2 separate regions of the Homo sapiens genome follow, and region 1 is linked to region 2. Evidence: chromatin loops called from intact Hi-C (ENCODE). Cell type or tissue: endothelial cell of umbilical vein. All regions are shown on one strand. Links, peaks and the distances in the headings refer to the core of each region. The heading gives the core; the rest is flanking DNA. Region 1 overlaps ROCK2 (Rho associated coiled-coil containing protein kinase 2). Region 2 overlaps ROCK2 (Rho associated coiled-coil containing protein kinase 2).

Region 1 (4,403 bases), core at 225-4,224, 52 kb after region 2:
GCAGGGTGGAGCACAAGGTGTGCAGGCGCAGTGAGAAATCATGGTAGTACACACATGGCATGATAACAAAATGGTGAATAAGCTCCTCCCTGGGTGGGGAGTTTAGTATTGTAAGGAGGCAAGGGGTGGAGATTAGCCATTCTTCTGGTCTTATGCACATATGGGCGATAGGATTAACTCCCTTGAGTAAGATTTAAGGTGGGATGCTGTGTATTTTAGTTTCTTCAAGATCATACTTCAGTGAGTGTGGCACTTGATAAGATTTAGGGTGGGATTCTGCTTATCTTGGTTTCCTCAAATTCCAGCCATCATCTGGAAGGAAGGTCAAGGTAGGGGTAGAATCCCGTCCCTCCTCTCTCACTTGGGCTTTGGTATCCCATGGCACCCATCCTCACACGTGAATGGTCCTCCTTCCCTTTCTGAGCTCTGATACCCTCTGTGCGGCTTGACTTCTGACTCCTTTTATAGTATGTTTTGATGAATAGTAATTCATAATTTTAATGCAGTAAAAGTTTAATCAAACTTTTATGGTTAATGGCCTTTTGTGTTCAGTAAAATTTGTCCCTACCTTGAGAGCATGAAGATATTGTGCTATGTTACCTTTCTGACTTTTATTTTTTCCCTATTAATCTGTCCTATCATGGTCCATTAGGGCTCCTATAACAAAATACTATGAACCAGGTAGCTTATAAACAACAGAAATTTATTTCCCAAAGTTCTGGATGCTGGGAAGTCCAAGATCAAAGTCCTGGCAGATTTGTTGTCTGGTGAGAATCCACTTTGTTATATATGGCACCTTGTCTCTGTGTCCTCACACAGTAGAAGGGGGTGAATAAGCTCCCTTGGGCCTATTTTACAAGGGCAGTAAACCCATTTATGATGGCTGACTTCATGTTATGCTAACAAGGTGGCTCAAGTGACCTCCATGACCTACTCATTTTCCCAAAAGCCCCTTCTCCTAATACCATCACCTTAGGATGACGGTGTTATACCGTCATTAAGATTTCATATGAATTTTGAGGGAACACAAAACATTCAGACCATAGCACCTATGATCAGCCCAGAATGGATTTTTTAATAGTGTTACTTAAGTATTCAATTTTACGTGTTTCCATATGGATATTCAGTTGTTCCAACATTACATATTGACAAAACTTTCTGTTCCCCACTGGTGTATGTTAACTCCTTATGTTGTCATGCATTTATCCATCTGTGCATAGATCTGTTTTGGGGTTCTGTGTCTCACTGCATCATTTATCTGTTCTTGCCACCAGTAACACAATACTTTAATTAGCTTGGCTTACCTTGCTTGGTATTTATTGGAGTTTCTTAGAATTATGGGTTTATAGAGTTCATCAAACTTGGAGGTAGTTAGGCCATTATCTCTTTAAATGTTTTTTCTGTCTCAGCTTCTGTCTCCTAAGCCCCTATCCCCTTTCTCAGACTTCAGTTACACATGTGTAATCTGCTTGATGTTGTCCCATAGGTAACTGATACTCTTTTTCCCACCAGTCTTTTTTTCTTTGCATGCTTCATTTTGTATAGTTTTTTTGCTATGTCCTTAAGTTCATGGATCTTCTCTTCTACAGTATCTGCTCTAACTTCAGTCCCATTCTATTTGGCTTATTTGACTCCACAAAATTGTTTTGAGATTCATCCATGATGTATATCAATATTTCATTCCTTTTGATTACTTTTATTACATATATCCTTGTAGGGAGATGTGACAATTTATCTGTTCATCTATTAATGGACATTCAGGTTTTTTCCAGTTTTTCTCTCTTATAAATAAAACTACATTATTATTTCTGGATTAACTTGATTCTTTGAAAGTTGTTGTTGAGCTGTGGTAAATTTAGAGTTGTCTTTACTCTGATGGAAAATATATACGGTATCTCTTTTCTGTTGTTCTAGTGGCTGTGTTTACCATTTTAACATGCACATTTAAGTTTTCAAAATTAATTTTATTGAGGTATAATAACTATACAACTTTATTGAGGTATGCAACTTTTTATACCTTTGTAAGACAACTTTATAATAGAACTTTATGAGGTATAATTTGCATAGCATAAAATTCACCTGCGTGAAGTGTATGCTTTAGTGAGTTTTAGGAAATTTATAGCATTGTGGAACCACCACTACCATCTGATTTTAGAGCATTTCCACCATCCCAAAGTGGTCACTTGTACCCTTCAATGACATTTCCTATTACCCTCTGAGCCCCAGGCAACCATTAATGTGCTTTCTGTCCCTGTAGGTTTGCTTTTTCTAGACAGGTCTTATAAATGGAATCATACAATATGTTATCTTTTACATCTGGTACTTTTTCCTTAGCATACTGTTTTTAAGGTTCATCCACATTGTAACGTTTGTTATACTTCATCCCTTTTTAGTGCTGAATAGTATTCCATTGTATGGTGTGTTATAATAAATAATATATCTAGTCTTTGTTGCCATTTCTGGCACAGAGCTTCAAAAGCCCTGGAATTTCCTGAGTGATAGGAGTGTCTTTGTTACACCAGTGAGGTGACTCACGTGTCCTTCTGATAGCTTCAGGATGAGGGCTGACCGCTACAAAAGACCAAACACATGATTAGAAGATTAAGGCTTTTAGCTGCCAGACCTCCCGGGAGAGGGAGAAGGAGGTATTGGGGGAGGATTAGAGATTGAGTTTAATCATTCGGCCAGTGATTTAATTAATCATGTCTGTGTAATGGGGCCCTTATAGAAACTCTGGATACTGACACTCAGTGGAGCTTACTGGTTGGTGAACACATTGATGTTCTGGTGCCAGGAGAGAAATGCACTTTTATTCTACACAGACAGGGTGGAGAAGCTCTGTAATCTGTTCCACACTTTGTCCTGTGTGCATCCTTTATAATAAAACTGTAATCATAAATATAGCACTGTGCTGAGTTCTGTGAGTCATCCTAGTAAATTGTTAAGCCTGAGGAGGTTGTGGGAACCCCTGAATTTGTAGCCAGTAAGTCCAAAATATAGGGAACCTGGGGATCCCCAAAGTGCAGCTGATTTCTGAAGTGAGGGAAATTTTGTAGAAGACTGAGCTCTTCACTTGTGGGATCTCATACCAAGCCTTGTTGGTTAATGTCAGAATTGCATTGCAGAACACCCAGTTGGGGTGGAAACGGTATACAGATGTACTCCATGTTATTTGCTCATTTACCGGTTAATGGACATTTGAATTGCTTCCACTTTTTGGCCATTATGAATAATGAATAATGCCGATATGAATATTTGCTTATTAGTCTTTGGCAGATATATTTCATTTCTTTTAGGTAGGTACATAGGCGTGGAATCCTTGATTGTTTGCTACATTTATGTTTAACTTTGTAAGACATTATCAAACTGCTTTCCAAAATGGTTGTGCCATTTTGCATTCTCATCAACACTTAACTATTTTCTGTCTTTTTTAGTATAGCTATTCTGATGGGTGTTAAGTGGTATGTCATTGTGGTTTTAGTGTGCATTTCCCTAATGACCAATGCTATATATATATCACTTGTAAATATTTCCTCCCAACCTGTGGTTCATCTTCTCATTTTATTAATAGTATCTTTCAAGCCAGAAAATTTTTATTTTGATGAAATACCATGTATCAGTTTTTTATTTTGTCAGTTGCGTTTTTGGTGTTATATCTAAGAAACCTTTGTCTAATCTAGGTTCATTAAGATATTCTCCTGTGTTTTTTTAAGATTTTTGTAGTTTTAACTCTTAAATTTAGGCCTATAATTCATTTTGAATTAATTTTTGACTTATGGTGTGAGGTAAGGGTCTAAAAATATTTTGGCTGTAGCTATCCAGTTGTTCAAACTTTTTTTTTTTAATTATTTTTTCCCTCATTAAATTGCCCTGGCACCTTTGTCAACAAATTTATTGATCATAAATACAAGGATTTATTTCTGGGTTCTCAGTTCTATACAACTGTGTTCAATCGATCTATGTATCTTTTCATATGCCAGTACTCATATCTCACTGTGTTGCGCAGACTGGAGTACAGTGGTGCAATTGTAACTCACTGTAAACCTCAAAATCCTGGGCTCAAGCGATCTTCCCACCTCAGCCTCCCAAGTAGCTGGGACTACAGGTGTGCGACCATTCCTGGCTAATTTTTAATATTTGTATAGAGACACAGTCTCACTTTGTTGCCCAGGCTGGTCTCAAATTCCTGGCCTCAAGTCATCCTCCCACTTAGGCCTCCTCAAGTGTTGGGATTACCGGCGTGAGCCACCGTGCCTGGCCAGTATTGTCTTGATTATTGTAATTTTGTAGTAAGTTTTGAAATTGGGAAATGTAAGTCCTCCTGCTTTGTTCTAGTTCCAGATTGTTTTGGCTCTTCTGAGTCCTTTGCATTTCCAAATAAATTTTAGGACCTGCTTGTTGGT
Region 2 (4,403 bases), core at 222-4,221:
AACCTGGGCAACATGATGAAACCCCGTCTCTACTAAAAATACAAAAAAGTAGCCGGGCATAGTGGTATGCGCCTGTAGTCCCAGCTCCTCTGGAGGCTGAGACACAAGAATCACTTGAGGTGGAGGAGGAGGTGGAGGTGGAGGTTGCGGTGAGCTGACATCATGGCACTGCACTCCAGCCTGGGCAACAGAGCAAGGCTCTGTCTCAAAAAAGAAAAATAGTAATACAAATATAATTTGATCTTAATTTTATTCATGTGTTTCTAAACAATATGTTACATTATGTATTACACAAATAAAATAATAAAACAATGTATTACATTATGAATGCAATTTGATTCATATCTTCCCATCAACTTAATATTTTAGAAGAAAAAAATCAGAATTTAATTTAAAAAATACCAATAATTATTCAAAGCAGCATTGGGCCCAATACCAACCTTAATGCTTCTAAGCTGTGCAGTTCTGGGAAATGGTTTAAGTTCTCCAAGCCAAATTTCAACTAAAAAATATGGTGATATTAAGACTGTATAATTAACACCATATAATTCCACCATATAATTAACACCATATAATTAACACCATATAATTCCACAGTCTGTTAGGAAAATTAAATAAGGAGATGTTATATAAAGTGTTTGGCATCATGTCTATCCAAGAACTCTGCAATAGCAGCTGCTTTATTATCAGCACAGAGCACTATCACCATTAGAACAATTACCAACTTTACATTTAATTCTTCTAAAACCTTGATCAAATCAATAATGTGATTTTTTGCTCTTTCCTTTCTTTCCTTTCTTTTCTTTCTCTCTCTCTTTGTCTTACTTTTTTTTAAATTTTTTTTTGAGACGGGAGTCTCACTCTGTCACCCAGGCTGGAGTGCAGTGGCACGATCTCGGCTCACTGCAAGCTCCACCTCCCGGGTTCACGCCATTCTCCTGCCTCAGCCTTCCAAGTAGCTGGGACTACAGGCGCCCGCCACCATGCCTGGCTAATTTTTTGTATTTTTAGTAGAGACAAGTTTCACTGTGTTAGCCAGGATGGTCTCGATCTCCTGACCTCACGATCCTCCCGCCTCGGCCTCCCAGAGTGCTGGGATTACAGGTGTGAGCCACCGCGCCTGGCCCGTACGTTCTTTTAAAATCAGAATATGCTATCGTTAATGCCTCTCTCATTGTAAAGGTTCATTCTCTTTTTAGGACCACGGCTGAGGTTAGGGTGAAGCCATTCAGGCACTTGGAACAAAATTTGAGGGAGAACCCTAAAAAGCCACAGTAATCAAGATATTTTAATGTAATATTTTAAAAATTAATGCAAAGACTCACTATGAACAGAATATCAAACTCAAAATTTTAAAGAAAGGCAAAATCAGGAAGAGTACTGTGCCAAGCCATATTGGCATGTGAGGCAAAAAGGAAAAATTAATAATACTGGTCCTATCTTGCCATGCTGAGCCATGTTAGAGCCTGAGGCTCAAGGAAAAGTCATAAAAACATTCCTATTGCTCCTGTCTTTTGCCCTAGGAAAGTTTCTTTCCCTATGCCAGGCCTTGCTTTAACTATTTAAATAGCCAATTTTTAAAGAACTGCTCACCAGAATGATTTTATAGGCTATGAACTCTTTTTTACAAACGAGGGCCCTAGAAGTTGGGTGAAATTACTTGTGTAGGGTCACACAATTTTATCTTTTCCTCTATTAAGTTTTTCTCCTCAAAGTTACTGCTAACCTCTGAGTTGCTAAATTCTCAGTCCTCAATTAAGTTGACTTAGCCGTCCTCAATTTAAGTTGCCACTAAATGGCAGAACCGTGATGATGTAACCCAGGTTTCTTAACTTCTAGACTTCCTTTACTTTATTATCTCTTTATAAAACACATCTGTGTATTTGTTGGCTCATTACCCTGAGACTGGGTAATTTATAAAGAAAAGAGGTTTAACTGACTCACAGTTCCCTAGGCTGTACAGGAAGCGTGGCTGGAGAGGCCTCAGGAAACTTATAATCATGACAGAAAGCAAAGGGAAGCAGGCATATCTTACATGGCTGGGAAAGGAGGAAGAGGGAGAAGGGGGAGGTGCTACACACTTCTAAACCAGATCTCCTGAGTACTCACTCACTATCATGACAACAGGGAAAAGTCTTACCCTGTGATCCAATCACCTCCCACCAAGCCCCTCCTCCAACATTGGGGATTACAATTTGACATGAGATTTGGACAGGGACACAAAAATCCAAACCATATCAACTATTTTAGTTATGTATTTGTGTTTGGAGTTGAAATAGCAAACAGAGGAAATGTGTTACAAATTCATTTAAATAACATTTCCTGGTCACTAATCTGTACAGCAGATACACAGAAATATGCTTCCTATGCTCTGTAACTAACTGTTTCTTTGGTTGTCTTGACTTTAAAACTTGTTTGTTATTTAGTATTCTTTTAGAGGAATAATTTTACTAATTAAGTTTATTATTTTATTAACTTTTAAGTTCAATATTGTTTATAAGAGCATCATAAAATTTTAATTCTGTTACATATAAGCTATTCTGGCTTGGACACATTTTTTAACCTTTTAACCTTTAAGCTTCAGTTTCTGTGCCTACTAATGTAGGTATGACAATAGTATTAACTTATATGCTGTGAGGAATAAAATGTTAAATGCATGTATAGTGCTTTGCACAATACATGGTGCAAAGTAATCAAGAAAGGTCCCTGTTAATAATATATGCTGTATTAACCTGTATAATGTAGTTAAAGTTTTTGGTAGGTAGGCTGTAAAGAATAAGACATAATTTGTGGTCATGCTGAATGCTAGGTATTATTTACAGTCTATGAATATGGACTTTTTTTTTAATACGGTATTTAAAATAGTAGTACTAAGAAAGTGGTGAACAGTGATTTAGAAATAATAAACTTGTAATCCAAATAGCCTTTAGAAAAGTTACTGCTAACCTCTGAGTTACTAAATTCACAGTCCTCAATAAGGTTGATTTACCAGTCAGATTAACTATCATAGTCTGTCATTTGTCTATCATTCTGTCCCTCTTCCTGCACTCTTCATCTGGCTTCTAAGATGCCATGATGGTCTTGATTTCCCTCCTCAAAAAAATGGTTGTTCCTTTTTAGTCCCCTCTTCTCCCTTGTTTCTTAATATTGATGCATCCCAGGACTCTGTACTTGATTCTTTTCTGTTTATCTATAATCAGTCCTCTGGTGATCTTACCCAGTTTTATAGCTTTAAATACTACATATGTGCTGACAACTCATAAATGTATAAAATTTTCAGCTAAAGGATAATTTGTGCCTCATTTAGCAATTGAAATTCCTAAGAGGGTATCTCCATCATATTGCTTATCAATTTAGACTTTCCAGGTTGGCAGAGTATTTCCAATCTCCTTTTATTTTTATTTTTTTGAAGCATTTTATTTGGATGTTTAACAACAATTAGTTTTTTTTTTAAGACAGAGTCTTGGTCTGTCGCTCAGGCTGGAGTGCAGTGGCGCGATCCTCCGCTCGCTGCAACTTCCGCCCCCTGGGTTCAAGCGATTCTCCTGTCTCAGCCTCTCGAGTAGCTGGGATCACAGGCTTGCGCCACCACGCGCGGCTAATTTTTGTATTTTTGGTAGAGATGGGGTTTCACCGTGTTAGCCAGGATGGTCTCGAACTCGTGGCCTCAGGCGATGCGCCCGCCTCGGCCTCCCAAAGTGCTGGGATTACAGGCATGAGCCACTGCACCTGGCCAACAACAATAAGATACTAAGAAGCAGTGTACAGTGAAAGTGAAATCAAGTTCAATACTTCATTTCTTGACAACTGAAGTATAAAAGGCTCTGTGTTCAGGAAAAGTTAGAAAAATAGACCATTTTATGTATATGTATTTTTTCCCTCATAATAATTATAGTAGGGGAAACTGGGTGTTTGGCTTATACATGTTTTTTTAAAAAATACAGTAGGATAACACATTTTTCTCCCTGCCTTTCTCTCATGCTTTTTGCATATAGACAACCTAAGTTAGTTTCTGCATTGGAGCTAATTCACGTTTCTCAGCTGGTAACCTTAGAGATGTAACTGGGCTAGCCGGGGGCATAGACCAAGGCTTGATTGAAAGCTGTGTCTGACCTATCTAGTGATGCAGATTCATATGAAACTTGGGCAATAAGATGTTGTTGTTGTTTTTCCCTCCAGTGTCTTATTTTAGGAGTGGGGATTTTCACTCCGGGTACTGATTTTCTCGTAATCAGTCTGGTTTTAACTCCTCACCTCATTTAGGCCCTTTTAATTATCAGTCATTGATCTTGCTGCTTTCTGACCTGAAATCCAATAGACCTCTGTGACTTTTAGCACGTACCCATTGCTTGGCATTTTTCTTTCTGGTCAGTTATTGGTGGTAGTGTTTTGTTTAGTCTCAG

Evidence for each region. Peaks named below come from ENCODE experiments on the same cell type or tissue, not always from the same donor. Only the 100,000 strongest peaks of a DNase experiment are listed, where the experiment ranks them.
Region 1: a loop joins it to region 2, with 2.3 times the contacts of the local background. A loop is called at or near these places in 7 of 110 quality-filtered maps.

Annotation. Positions count from the first base shown.
Region 1 is chr2:11,238,423-11,242,825 of GRCh38, reverse strand. All of the region lies in intron 4 of ROCK2 (Rho associated coiled-coil containing protein kinase 2), which reads left to right. Among named protein-coding and RNA genes, the nearest start is that of SLC66A3, 85 kb to the right of the region's middle. In endothelial cell of umbilical vein, for the core only: no CTCF peak of the experiment used is centred there; a DNase peak (open chromatin) is centred at 2,545; H3K27ac peaks cover 294 bases.
Region 2 is chr2:11,290,600-11,295,002 of GRCh38, reverse strand. All of the region lies in intron 1 of ROCK2 (Rho associated coiled-coil containing protein kinase 2), which reads left to right. Among named protein-coding and RNA genes, the nearest start is that of ROCK2, 52 kb to the left of the region's middle. In endothelial cell of umbilical vein, for the core only: no CTCF peak of the experiment used is centred there; a DNase peak (open chromatin) is centred at 1,972; H3K27ac peaks cover 1,879 bases.